2 separate regions of the Homo sapiens genome follow, and region 1 is linked to region 2. Evidence: chromatin contacts called from ENCODE Hi-C or POLR2A ChIA-PET data. All regions are on one chromosome and are shown on one strand. The core of a region is the stretch at or near the end of the contact, and the rest is flanking DNA. Distances in the headings are between cores, read along the strand shown. Region 1 holds the start of SMO (smoothened, frizzled class receptor). Region 2 has its middle 41 kb from the start of TNPO3.

The links. A loop is a pair of places that touch in the nucleus more often than their neighbours do. ChIA-PET counts read pairs that join two places held with the same protein, here RNA polymerase II (POLR2A). Pooled maps may share reads with other maps.
Region 1: a loop to region 2 is called in a pooled map, with 2.0 times the contacts of the local background. The contact joins the promoter of SMO here to the enhancer-like site in region 2. A Hi-C loop is called at or near these places in 2 of 50 pooled maps. POLR2A ChIA-PET finds 5 or more read pairs at or near these places in 3 of 52 experiments (HEK293, Panc1 and WTC11).

The regions. Positions count from the first base shown.
Region 1 is chr7:129,186,002-129,193,136 of GRCh38, reverse strand. SMO (smoothened, frizzled class receptor) reads right to left here and starts at 4,504. Exons shown (of 12, transcript NM_005631.5): 1 at 3,655-4,504. The coding sequence starts at 3,985. RefSeq lists silencers at 3,808-4,067, 4,298-4,567 and an enhancer at 5,197-5,286.
Region 2 is chr7:129,092,412-129,099,312 of GRCh38, reverse strand. It overlaps the pseudogene LOC112267982. Among named protein-coding and RNA genes, the nearest start is that of TNPO3, 41 kb to the right of the region's middle. RefSeq lists enhancers at 270-429, 4,032-4,081. Within about 2 kb of position 3,957, at least 4 of the 41 ENCODE cell types and tissues checked have a DNase peak (open chromatin) inside an H3K27ac peak, as active enhancers do.

The DNA of each region.
Region 1 (7,135 bases), core at 3,255-5,754, 93 kb before region 2:
CTAAGGTGGACCACGGCCTGGACATTATGTTTGTCTGGTCAGCTTGGAATGCCCGGGAGGAGGCATTTCCAGCTGTAAAGGGGAGAGATGCTAAGTGACTGAAGAAGCCTGAGGCCAGAGAGATGAAAGACAGAGGAAAGACCTGAGGTCTATACAGACCTAGAAATTGGACCAACCTGAGCTATAAACTTCCTCAGTCAATGGCATCCTTCCAAAGCCTCAGTAGTCAGGGCCAAGGAAGCACACAGTGGCCACCTCTCTCCAGCAATTCCTATTTCCAGATCTGCTGAGAATCTCCACATAGATGTCCAATGAGCATCTCTAATTCACACGGCCAAAATCAAAGCCACACCTCCTGCCTAAACTTCTTCTTCCTCTAGCATTCTCTATCTTAGTGAAAGGGAATGGCACCACCTTCCATCCAAGCCTGAAACCCGAGGCCTCCTGCTCACTGAGGCTCCACATCTAACTCATCAGTGCCCTATGAGCACTACCTCTGAAAGTTAGTGGGATCTGCCCACTCCCTCTGTCCTGCTACCCAGTCCCAACCGCCATCGTCTCTTACTTGGGCTACTTCAACATCCCCTGGTCAAGAAGCCAGGCTCCAGGCTTTCCCTGCTCCTATGGCTTCTTCACACCATACCCAAAGAGATCCAGCTAAAATGCAAAGACAATTACATCTCTCCCTTGCTTAAAATCTTTCAATGGCTCCTTATCATCCCCTGGATAACATCCAAACTTAATATGAGGTATAAATCCCTTTATTTTCTAATTCTTTAGGTCTTATCTCTCACAATTCCACCCCTCACACGCTTTGATCCAGTTCTACTGCAACTCTTATACTTTCTTTCAAAGCACCAAGCCCTCCTACCTCTACACCTTTGTACATGCTATTTCCTCTTCCTATCCCTTCAAACCTCAACTCTCCCTCGGCCAGGCAATTCCTGCTTATGTGTCAAGTTATGGGTTAAATGCCAGTTCTTCTGGGATGTTCCTTGGGTCCTTTATGCTTTTTCAGTACCCTAAAATGCCACAGTACCTTTCACAGGTATTTCCAAAGCCTGTTGAATTATCTGTCTTCCTTTTTTTTTTTTAGAGGCAAGGTCTCAGGCTGGTCTTAAACTCCTGGTATTGAGCAATCTTCCCGCCTCGGCCTCCCAAAGTGCTGAGATCACAGGTGTGAGCACCATGTCCAGCCTGTCTTCTTGATGACAGAGGATCATATCTGTATTCTTCATCCTTACATGCGCAGCATGTGACATACAGCAAACATTCAATACATAACTGAATGCATGAATAGAAGCATGGCTGTGTACTCAGTACTCACAGGCTTTGAAAAAAAGTGAAGACCCAGTTCCTACATTCAAGAGTTTACCGATGAAGACAACCTAGATCACCTTCATCCTTCACCCACAAAAACACCCCTAAGAGCCAGGTAACACTGACCCTGTCTAATGCAAAATCAAGATCATTAACTCGGGACATGATAAATCACTTGCCAGAGGCTACCAGCTGACCTGGCTGTGATTCTCACACGAGGCTTGGGTTCACTCTACCTACTCATTACCCAGCTCAAGCCAACACCTGCTTCTGCCCTACTTGCAAGTCCCAAGCAGAAAGAGTGCAACCAGAACACATATGGAAACAGGAATGAGCTGAGGGATGGTGGTTGGTGGCAGAGAAGAACTCATAGTGAACTAATGGAACTAACGGTGCTGGGCTCAGTGCTGGCATCTCTGTAGGACCCTGCCCTGCCAAAAGGCACAGATAGTGAGATTTCAACCTGCACAACCTGCAGATGGTACTAATTGATACATGTTCCAGCTTAAACTACTTCTGTCTGCTCAGCAGCTGCTCTCAAGAGTATGGGCTGGAAAGAGGTTCATACCCTTCCTCCTTGATCTGATGGTAACTACACAGAGGCAACATCAAACATGCATTTAACTTGGGAAAATTAAACCATGGGTCCTTGCACAATCAATAAAGAGAGGGACAGAAAGATTATCCTCTGACAGCATGAGCAACTCAGAACTGGGTGAGATTCTAGTGCTGAGAGATTTGGACTTTCCACACAGCTGGCTCCTAAACTCAAGTCTCATTTTGGGTGGTGCTCAAAGCAATCTTGCTTAATCTCACTTTGGTGTTCTTTTTATTATTATTATTATTATTTCAGTCTTTTGCATGAATGTAACTTTAAAATTACAATTATTTTATCTTCTATGTATACCCATTCTTATATATGAGTATACATGTAACACATGTATGCAAACATCGTAAAAGAAGTGTATATGCAAAACCACATCCACCTTACACTATGGTAATCTGCAGAGTTTTCAAAGCCACTGTTGTTTACACATGATTTCTGTCTAATGTGCTGTGCTGACTTTAGAACCTGATCCCCAAAAAGGATGCAGCTCTTCCTCATGGGTACCATGGATACCATCCTCCAAGTTCCTCCTCCAGCATCTGCACCAAGCCAGGAACCTTATGGCCTTGTCCAACATCTGACAAAGGCCGAGAACTTGTCAATGACAGGCGGCCTACATACACTCCCTACATTAGGGTCCTCACCAGCCCCCTGGGCAGAGCTAAGAGATGGGGTACCCCAGCCCTGTCAAAAGAGGGAGGCTCCCAGTTCTGCTCCTGGCTCCTGGTTTTCTTTTCTTTTTCCCAGGACAGTTTTAGAATCATACTGGCTAGAAGCGAGGGCTGATAAGGCCAGCTCCCTTCCTCAGCACCCTCCAAGCCTCATCTAGAAAAGTGACAGGTGGGGGAGAGTATACTCCACACTGCTAAGGAAGGACATTTGGGTTCAGTGTGCAGTTTTTCAGACTCTGCCACTCCAGTGAGGGGGCTTTGGGACTTCAAACCACCATGGAAGTGTCCACAGGCTCTCAACACTCCAGACTTAAGCGTCCTTCCACAGCCCTGACCAGCCTCGGTAACCAAATTTCCAAAGAAAACACAAATAACTGTTAGAAAGGTCTTATTCCTTCATAACCTCCTGCATGCGTCAGAGGGCCGGTTTTTCAGATGCACAAACTGAATGAAATCTCCCGTGAAAGCCAGACAAGATCACAGTTCTCTAGGCTTCATTCCTGTCTCCCAAATCAAGATTTCCAGAACTTTCTGGTTACCTTTTAATAATTCATCACTAGGGAGGTTTCTTTTCCTTCAAAACTTCACTCGATCATGTCCCCCTACCCTTCCCTCCAAATGTCTAAACCTCTTCCTCCGTCATCCCTCCCCTTTTCCTCTCCAACTCCAATTTCCCCAGGGTCTTCAACACCTCCTTGAATCCCCCGGCACCCTGCTTCCAGAATAGGTGGAGCATCTCCTCTTCTTACAAAATGTCTTTTCCCGTGGCTTAGAGCCACCTCCTCACGGGCCCCTCATCCCCGCCATCCTTTGCTCACCCACCAGCTCAGGCCCTTTGTGACCCGCTTCGTCAACTTCCTTGCCCTCCTTTTCCCATGACCGAGGGTCCCATCCTGCACGTAACCTGCCCCCAAAGTTTCGGGATCTGTCCCTCCAACTCTCCCGGGTGCTGTCCCCGCCCTCTCCAAAACTCAGGCCTGAGCCTGTTCTTTCCAAGGGTGCCCCCATCTTACCGCGGCACCTCCCGCCCCCCAGACCCGGCTCCGCCGCACTTACCCGACCAGAGCACGAGCTTGCCGTGCGCTTCCTCCTGGGAGTCCGAGTCTCCGGCCAGCAGTGTGGAGGTGGCCCCGTAGGGCAGCACCGAGCCCAGGCACACGTTGTAGCGCAGCGGCTCGCAGGGGGCAGCCCGGCCGCAGTGGCTCAGCGGCGGCGGAGGGCCAGTCACCGCCGCGCTCCTCCTCGCGCTCCCGCCCGCGCTCCGAGGCCCAGGCCCGGTCGCGTTCCCGCTCGAGGCCGCCCCCCGGCCCGGGTCCCCCAGCAGCAGCAGCAGCAGCAGCCCCAGGAGCGGGAGCTCCGGCCCCCGCGCTGGGCGGGCAGCGGCCATGGCCAACCCCGCCAACTCAGCAAAAGCCCCGGCGCCCCCGCCTGCTCCTCGGAGCCCCCCGGCCACACGCACGACCTCGGCGGCCGCGGAGGCGGCTCAGGCGACCTGTGCGCCCAGAGAATCCGGGCCCGGGCCCCCCCGGACGCTCCGCGCGCCCCGGCCCCTCGGCGCCCAACTTCGCAAACTTTGGAACCCGGGGCCCATGTTGGGCTGCGGAGGCCCGGAACGGGATGCACGACTCCCCAAGCCCTAGCCTCGCAATCCAAGTTGTCTTCAGCCCTAGGAGACCCCTGGGCCCCCAATCCCCAGCCCCATTCCCTCTCCCACCATTAAAGCCACCTCCCCGCCCCGCGAGGGAGGCCAGACGCGGGCCGGGGGTGCGAGTGCAGCTCCGGCTCCGCCCCCGCGCCAGCCCGCGGCCCAGCAGCCACCTTCGCCCCAGCGCGCCGCAGCCCCCCGAACTCTCCCCGCCGGCGACCCGGCTCCTTTGTTGCTCTAGCTCGCTGGGCTCTCTGGAATGCACGGGCCTCGCGGAGCCAAGCCCGGCCCCCCTGCGCCGAGGCTGGGGGAGGGACTGGACGAAGGAGCGGAGAGGTGGGGAGGGGAGGCGAGAGAGGAAGAGCGCGAGCGTCAGCGTCCCTGGCGCCTGGAGGGGCCCGGGCTAGGGGGATCTGGTGACCCCGCCTGCCGCCGCCCCGCGCCCGGGGGAAAGAGATGAGTGGAAATCGTGGGCCGGACCTGCAAGGAGAGACTCGGCGGGCACCTTGCTTGGTCTGAGGTCGTCTGCAGGAAGCGGACTTTTCTCCTGGCTCAGGATGGGAAAGACAGGGGATGCCTGAAGTCAACGGGGACTTCTGTTCCATCTCTGCCCCGTTCTCCAGGCCCGCCAGTTTTTCCTGCTTTGGTTAGATTTTCCAACGTATCCCGGGGCCCCATGGAGAAGAACCTGGGTTTGGGGTTTGCGCTTCTCCAAATCCTTCCAGCTCGGGACCTTTGAGAGAGACGACCTCAGAGTCACTCACGGCAGCTGCTCTGGCTGCTGTTACCTGCGGGAACAGGTGTCTGGGAAATAAACTTGCCAACATCAAGCCTTTACTGCTACAAATATGTGAAGTCTGAACTGTGGTTCCCAGGGACTGGCCTTGGTTATGTGAGAAGGAAACCAGTCCTTCTTTGATGGCCCTGCTGCTCATCTGCTCTGGGAGGTTTCTGCTGCTCCTCTTCCCCACTCTGCTCATTTTGCCTTTCCTCACTCCTTTGAGCATCACACTTTTGGTCACCACACTTAATTTCCCACTTCAGCAGTTTACACCTGCACAACCAAGTATAACCCAGCATAACCACAAGGCTCCAAACAGGAGAGTAGACTTGCACTGAGCAACTTTTTCCTTGTTGCTGATCGGGCTGCACACCAGGGTGGGTTTTCCTTTCTTACCCCTGGAAGACTTGCTCATGGCCTAGCGGTAGTGGACTAGTTCTGTTACTTTGGACAGTTTAAGTGCATATTAGTTATTGCACTTCAACTATATCAATTGGAGAGAGAGAGAGAATTTAATTCAATTTAGCAAGTCTTTCTGAAATTCCAGCATGTACATAGCACAGAGACATCCTGGAGGAACCTGTAGACTTCCATTTTCCTGTGGATACATGGCTTGCTCTCAGGAAACATAGCATGACAGAACAGCAACGTTCCCTCCTTCAGGTCAGGGACCTTATCTCATTCTCTTAGTGTTCACAAAACATCTAGTTCACTTGAGCATACATAGTAATCACTTGATAAATAAGCTGCCAAAATGAGATGTACCGTGAGTATGCTATAGGAATAGGGGACAGAGGTCAGTGTGGATAGAAGTGGAGGAGGTGGGTTTTGAATCCAGGACTAAAGTGTGAGTAGGAGGAGTTAGAATAAGGACATAGATAAGTAGGGAAACTGATTGGTAAGAAGCCTCAAATAACACACAGAATTAAGGGTCAATTCTCTTGATAGTAAGGAAATCTCAAAGTTTTGACTAGGGGAATGATATTAATCTTTACTGGTTAATATTAGGTGATATGGTTTGGATCTGCATCCCCACCCAATCTCATGTTGAATTGTAATCCTCAGTGTTGGAGGTGAGGCCTGGTGGGAGGTAACTGGATCACGGAGGCAGTTTCTCATGAATGGTTTAGCACCATCCTCCTCGTGCTGCTCTCACGATAATGAGTGAGTTCTCACGAGGATTGTTTAAAGGGTTTGGCACCTCCCCGCTTCTTCCTCCTGCTCCTGCCATGTAAGATGTCTCGCTCCCCCTTTGCCTTCCACCATGATTAGAAGTTTCCTGAGGCTTCTCCAGGAGCAGAAGCTGCTATGATTCCTGTATAGCCTGCTGAACTGTGACCCAATTAAACTTCTTTTCTTTATAAATTACCCAGTCTGAGGTATTTTTTTTTTTTTTCAGACGGAGTCACGCTCTGTCGCCCAGGCTGGAGCACAGTGGTGTGATCTCAGAGCACAGCAGTGTGATCTCGGCTCACCTCAACCTCCACCTCCCAGGTTCAAATGATTATCCTGCCTCAGCCTCCTGAGTAGCTGGGATTACAGGCACATGCCACCACGCCAGGCTAATTTTTGTATTTTTAGTAGAGACGAGGTTTCACCATGTTGCCCCGGCTGGTCTCAAATTCCTGACCTCAAGTGATCCACCCACCTCAGCCTTCCAAAGTGCTGTGATTACAGGTGTGAGCCACTGCACCTGACCAGTCTCAGGTATTTCTTTATAGCAATGCGAGAACAGACTAATACATAAGGCAACATGAGGATGGCATGAAGTGCAAGAGGCTGGAGACAAGGGACCATTTTAAGGAAAGTCTCTGGTGACTTATGGAAGAAGTGAAACTAGACTATGTCATCAGGGCATAATATTCCTACTGGAAAAATAATTTGAAATGTTATGACCTACTTCAGTTATTTCTTTCTGTGACATAATAAAATGGCTGTTATAACATGTCTAAGTCCAAGCTGTAGAGAAAGCTGCCTTGGAGCCTGATAGCACACCCGATGCTTTGCTTTGTGAACTATCTGCACTTATTTTCTATTTGATTGTGTGTGTGTGTTGTTTTGTTTGTTTTTGCTTTTCTCTTTACCTTCCTGAGTGAGCAAGAGTAAAATAT
Region 2 (6,901 bases), core at 2,708-5,207:
CTGTGCCTTTGAATTTAAGCTGTAGTCATACTTTTGAATCCACTGTGACATCACTCACTAATTTGATTTCTATTTTTCAAGCAGTTAATTATCACACATTTCAAGAAGGCATGTGCTAGCAAGGCCTGCAGTTGGGATCCCAATGGGAAGGTGTTATATTTACCAAGATTTTGGTTACGATGAGCTACTGCATTTGGACTTGAGAAAGTGTCAAACAGTATATTTTTTCAACAGCTAAAGCCTTAAGGAGTATTTTCTACTGAGCCAATAGATATGCATTTTAACACTTTTTTTCCTGATAGTGATAGTTCATACTAATATCTACCATGTTACTGCTGAACGTATTTGTCAACAGGGAGTGGGAAGATCAAAAGCACTATGTGCATGAGTAACTAACTAGTCTACCTTGCAAATTGTTGCCAACATGGGGCAGGGCTGGGTGGTGCATGAACCAGCAGCTAAGCGATGGAGTGGGAAGGACGGAGACTTGCTCCAAGCAGCTTGCAGCAGGTGCAGTGAGACATAGTAAATGCTGCTGCTGCTACAAAATGCAGAGGCCAGCCTCATAGTTGGGACACCGAGGCTCAGAGATGTGAAGTGGCTTACTCGGGGTCTCACTGAGAGTGAATGACTGAGTGCCAAACCCAGGTCTTTCTCAGCCAAACCTCGGCTTTTTGGTTACATTGCATATTTCAGGCTGGAAATATGCTGGACAGTGCTTGTAGTGTAGTGTCGTCAGTAGGACAAGTACCACCTCAAGGAGCTGTGGGTTGTCACAATGATTGAGGGACCCTACCACCCTTTAGGGGGCATGGGGCCAGGGTTGCTATGTTGTTCTGCAATGAATGTGACAATCCTGTAAAATAAAGACTTGTCCAGCTTTCGAATGTATCCTCAGATATTCATGTAGGTGAAAAACTGTCCATAATTATCTGAGCCTAAAACTCAGATAATGATTTAAAAAACATGTCAAAAATTAACACAGTTAATTTCCCTGGAATACAACTACCATATAAAAGATTATTGTACTTTGTTTCATTCACAGTTTTACCTAGAGCTGTTCACCAATGTGGAAAATTACGTCAGGGACAGCAGAGACAGTCTGTTTGTAGAGGAAAGTATCTAGCATTCCATTACATGTTCTAATACAGCTGTGCCCAGAATTTATTATTGTTTTCCTTATAATTATTTAGTTATTAATTATTCTATTTGTAATCATTGTAATTATTATTTTAGTTTGAGACAGAGTCTCGCTCTGTTGCCCACGCTGGAGTGCAATGGTGTGATCACGGCTCACTGCAGCCTCAACCTCCCAGGCCCAAGCAATCCTGAATGATCCTCCCGCTTCAGCCTCCCAAGTAACTGGGACCATCGGCACGTGCCACCACATCTGGCTATTATTTTTTTTAAAATTTTTGTAGAGACAGGGTCTTCCTATGTTGCTCAGGCTGTTCTTGAACTCCTGGGCTCAAGCGATCTTCCCACCTTGGCCTCCCAAAGTTCTGGGATTACAGGCATGAGTTACTGTGCCGGGCCAGTAATTATTTATTATAAATTACTATCCTTTTATTTCTCCTTTATATCATAGAGGCAATATATGGATTATCTTTTTTTTTTTTTTTAGAGATAGGGTCTCACTATGTTGCCCAGGCTGGAGGGCAGTGGCTATTCACAGGTATGAGCATGGCATATTACAGCCTCAAACTCCAGGGACTCAAGCAGATCCTTTTGCCTCAGCCTCCTGAGTAGCTGGGACTACAGGTGGGCACCACCGTGCTTGGCTTGATTATCTTTTGAAATTATAAATTTAATTTCATTGTAGTAAAGGGGATGATATAAAATATTTATTATAAAGGTGGAGGAATTCAATGGAGTTGAGAACTATTATGGTGAAATGAGTATTTGGTCAGGAAGTTGCAAAACGTTGAGAATCTTGGTTCTGCCACTTATTTCGAGCATGTCACAACCCCTCCAAGATGGCTTCCTTCTAGGTAAAACATAACCTCAGTCTTCTACTTTCCAGAGTACTTGCTGTATTAGCCAAATGAGATCATGCAAATACCGTACAGGTGTAAGGATTATCTCTCTATGTCGCTCATGAATAGAACTTGCTTGTTTGGGATTAAACTGAATTCTTAACAATGCTCTTATCACATTCATGGTGGATAAATTCAGACTTTAAATTGTTTGCCTAAAAGCCTTAAATAGGCACTTGACAAAAGAAGATATCCAAACCAAATGGCTGATAAGTTCCTGGAAAGGTGCTTTAGTTATTAGGGAAATGTAAATTAAAAGAACAAGGCAATAAATACTATTACTCACATACCAGGATAACTAAATGAAAAATAACATACCAATTGTTGTAAAGAACATGAAACTCTCATATATTGCTGATGGGAATATAAATTAGTACAATACTTTGGAAAGCTGGCAGTATCAGTGAAAGCAATCCTATGACCCAGCAATTTCACTCTTAGTTATGAAGCCAACAGAAATGTGTGCATATATTTCCCAAAAACTAAATACAAGAATGGGCTGTGATCGGCAGACTTGTGATCTGTAGGTACTTGGAGATCCGTAGGGAGAACACCAGGACACCCTAGAAGCTGGGAAGTGAGTCTGTTGACTTTCAGGGATGTGGCTGTATTCTCTCCAGAGGAGTGGGGATGCCTGGACCCTGCACAGCAGAATTTGTATAGGGATGTGTTGTTAGAGAACTACAGAAACCTGGCCTCCCTGGGTTTTGCTATATCTAAGTCAGACGTGATCACCTGCCTGGAGCAAAGGAAAGAGCCCTGGAATGTGAAGAGACAGGAGCCAGGAGCCAAACACCCAGTTATGTCTTCTCATTTCACTCAAGACCTTTTGCCAGAGCAGGGCATAAAAATTCATTCCAGGCCGGGCGCGGTGGCTCACACCTGTAATCCCAGCACTTTGGGAGGCTAAGGCGGGCAGATCACGAGGTCAGGAGTTTGAGACCAGCCAGTTCAAGACCAGCCTGGCCAACATGGTGAAAATCTGTACTAAAAATACAAAAATCAGCTGGGTATGGTGGTGCACACCTGTAATCCTGCTACTCAGGAGGCTGAGGCAGGAGAATTGCTTCAACCTAGGAGACGGAGGTTGCAGTGAGTGGAGATTGCACCACTACACTCCAGACTGGGCAACAGAGCAAGACTCCGTCTTGGAAAAAAAAAAAAAAAGATTCATTCCAAAAAGTGATACTGAAAAGATATGGAAGCTGTAGCCTTCAGAATTTACATTTAAGGAAAGACAGGAAAAGTTTGGGTGGACATCATTCATATACACTTTTCCACGGAAGATTAAGAACTCTGAAATGTAAGAGGCATGAAGAAAATCTAGGTGGACAGGCCATTTGTGATTTACTTTTAGGTTATGTAAGTGATGCATGAGAGACAGGGTTTTGCAATGTTGCCTAGGCTGGTCTTGAACTCCCGGTCTCAAGTGATCCTCCTGCCTTGGCCTCCCATAGTGTTGGGATTTCAAGCGTGAGCCACTGTGCCTGGCCTATTTCTCACTTTCATATATGATCTCTTCCTTTATTTTCATGGGTGCAGTTCACAGTCTACAGTTTTTATTCTTAGTTACCTAACTATAGCCAAGTCCTTGGTCATTCTCTCTAGAAAATTCTCAGAGACTGTGGAAGCTTTTGTTTCTGTTTTGTTTGTTTTGTAGCAATGGGGTCTCACTATGTTGCCCAGGCTGGTCTCAAAATCCTGGACTTGAGCCATCCTCCCGCCTCAGCCTCCCAAAGTGCTGGAATTACCGGTGTGAGCCACTGTGCCTGGTCTGCGGAAGCTTGTGGTTTGAAACATTTCTTCAGTGATTTTGGATGCAAACTTTATTCTGTGTTCAGAGCGGCCAGAAATGGAACTGTTACCACTTCCTGTCTCTGTAGTGTCTTCCACGCCATCACCATCAGCACTAGAAACTCCAGGTGCACAAGGTTAAAGTCAAAGTCCTAAAGCACTTCAGTGGCTTCCGTGTTGTATGCCATGTGTTAAACATGCTGGTAATCATCAGAGTTTGTATGCTTAGGACTAACTAGTGGAACAACAAAAACACCACAAGAACTATATATTTTTGATAATTTCAGCTAAGGTTATGACAAAGACACAGACTCAGTATTTGGAATACAGATATCCTTTCTTTTTTTTTTCTGAGACTCGCTCTGTTGCCCAGGCTGGAGTGCAATGGCATGATCTCGGCTCACTGCAACCTCCACCTGCAGGGTTCAAGCGATTCCCCTGCCTCAGCCTCCTGAGTAGCTGGGATAACAGGCACGTGCCACCACGCCCGGCTAATTTTTGTCCTTTTAGTAGAGACAGGGTTTCGCCATGTTGACCAGGCTGGTCTCGAACTCCTGACCTCAGGTGATCCATCCACCTCGGCCTCCCAAAGAGCTGGGATTACAGGTGTGAGCCAACCATGCCCAGCCTACTGCTATCCTTTCATAATGTGTTCCAAAGTTTTATTTACTTTTTTTGGCCAGGCATAGTGGCTCACACCTCTAATCCCAGCACTTTGGGAGGCCGAGGTGAGGGGAATGCTTGAGCCCAGGAATTCAAGACCCAGCCGGTACAACATAGTGAGATCCTGTCTCTACACACACCCTCCGAACAGCCAGGCATGATGGTGCACGCCTCTAGTTCCACCTAGCTGGGAGACTGAGGTGGGAGGATCGCTTGAGTACAGGAGGTAGAGACTGCAGTGAGCCATAATTTCACCTCTGCACTCCAACCTGGGTGACCTTGAGACCCTGTCTCAAGGAAAAAAAAAAAAAAAAAAAAATATATATATATATATATATATATATATATATATGTAGCTATATATAGGTAGATAGATATTGATATATAATTTATTTACTTTTTAAATTGTCAGATAAAATTTTATGCATTTATCATTTACAACATGATGTTTTGAAGTATATATACATTGTTGAATGCTTAATTCTAGCCAATTAAGTGCTTTACCTCACAGAGTTATGATTTTTGTAGTGACAGCACTTAACATCAAGTGTCTTAGCATTCTTCAAAGATAGAATATATCATCATTAACTACAGTCATCATGCTGTGTGACAGATCTCTTGAGCTTATTCCTCCTATCTAACTGTAATTAGGTGTGCTTTGGCAGACATCTCCCCAAACCTCCCCGTAAAACCCCAGCCTCTGGTAACCACCATTCTGCTCTCTGATTCAATGAGGTCAACTTGTTTAGATTCCACATATGAGTGAGATTATGAGGTATTTGTTTTTCTGTGTCTGGCTTATTTCAATTACCATAATGTCCTCCAGGTTCATCCACATGATTGAAAATGACAAGATTTTCTTTTCTTATGGCTGAATAATACTCCATTGTGTATATACACCACATTTTCTTTACCCATTCATTTGATTATGGACATTTTTAGGTTGATTTTTAATCTTGGCTATCATCAATAGTGCTGCAATAAACATGGAAGTTCAATAAATAAATAGGATTCATAATGCCTGTTGTTTTCTTATATCCATATATATAAATCATGTTTCTAGGTATATAAATGTCCCATTAATCCCTTTGATCACTCTAGAAAATGCTGTTTTTTCTTGAATACAAGAATGTTCAAAGAAGCACTCTTATAATAGCCCTAAACTATAAATATCCAAAATGTCTACCATGAATAAAATGGATACATTGTGGTATATTTCTACAATGGCATACTAGCACAATAGGAAAGAATGGTGTGCAACAACATAGATTAATTCACAGTGCTCAGCAAAAGGCATATATGTGAGTACATATTGTGTGATTCCTTCTATATGAAATTCAAAAGCAGATAAAATTAATCTATGATGTTAAAAATCATAATAGGAGTTACAGTGGGGGTGATTTGTGACTGGGAGGAACATGAAGGGGGGCATTAGGGAATGCTGGTAATGTTCTCTTTTTTGATCTGGAGGCTTAGTTACACAGGTGTACTCTGTGAAAATTATTTGAATGGTACATTTATGATTTGTGCATTTTTCAATTTTTGTTATAATTTGATTAATTTTTTTTTTTAGATGGAGTCTTGCTCTGTCACCCAGTCTGGAGTGCAGTGGTGCAATCTCTACCTGGTGCAACCTCTGCCTCCCGGATTTAAGCGATTTTCCTGCCTCAGCCTCTTGAGTAGCTGGGACTACAGGTGCACGCCACCATGCCCGGCTAATTTTTGTGTTTTTGGTAGAGATGGGGTTTCACCATGTTGGCCGGGCTGGTCTGGGACTCCTGATCTCAAGTGATCCACTCGCCTCAGCCTCCCAAAGTGCTGGGATTACAGGCCTGAACCACCACGGCCAGCCCATAATTTGATTATTATTTTTTTAAGTTAATTAACTAGCTGGGTGTGGTGGTACATGCCTGTAATCCCAGCTATTCGGGAGGCTGAGGCAAGAGAATCGCTTGAACCCTGGAGGCAGCGTTTGCAGTGAGCCAAGATCAGCACCACTGCACTCCCACCTGGGTGACAGAGTGAGACTCCATCTCAAAAAAATAGGCCTGGCGCGGTGGCTCATGCCTGTAATCCCAGCACTTTGGGAGGCTGAGGCTGGTGGATCACAAGGTCAGGAGATCGAGACTATCCTGGCTAACATGGTGAAACCCCGTCTCTACTAAAAACACAAAAAATTAGCCGGGCGTGGTGGCACTCCCCTGTAGTCTCAGCTACTCGAGAGGCTGAGGCAGGAGAATCGCTTGAACCCGGAAGGTGGAGGTTGTAGTGAGCCAAGATCGAGCCACTGCACTCCAGCCTGGGCGACAGAGGGAGACTCCATCTCAAAATTAAATTAAATTAAAAGTTAATTAACTAGCCAGACTAGTTACACTACTGTACACTAGGTACACTAGTGTGTACCTGTA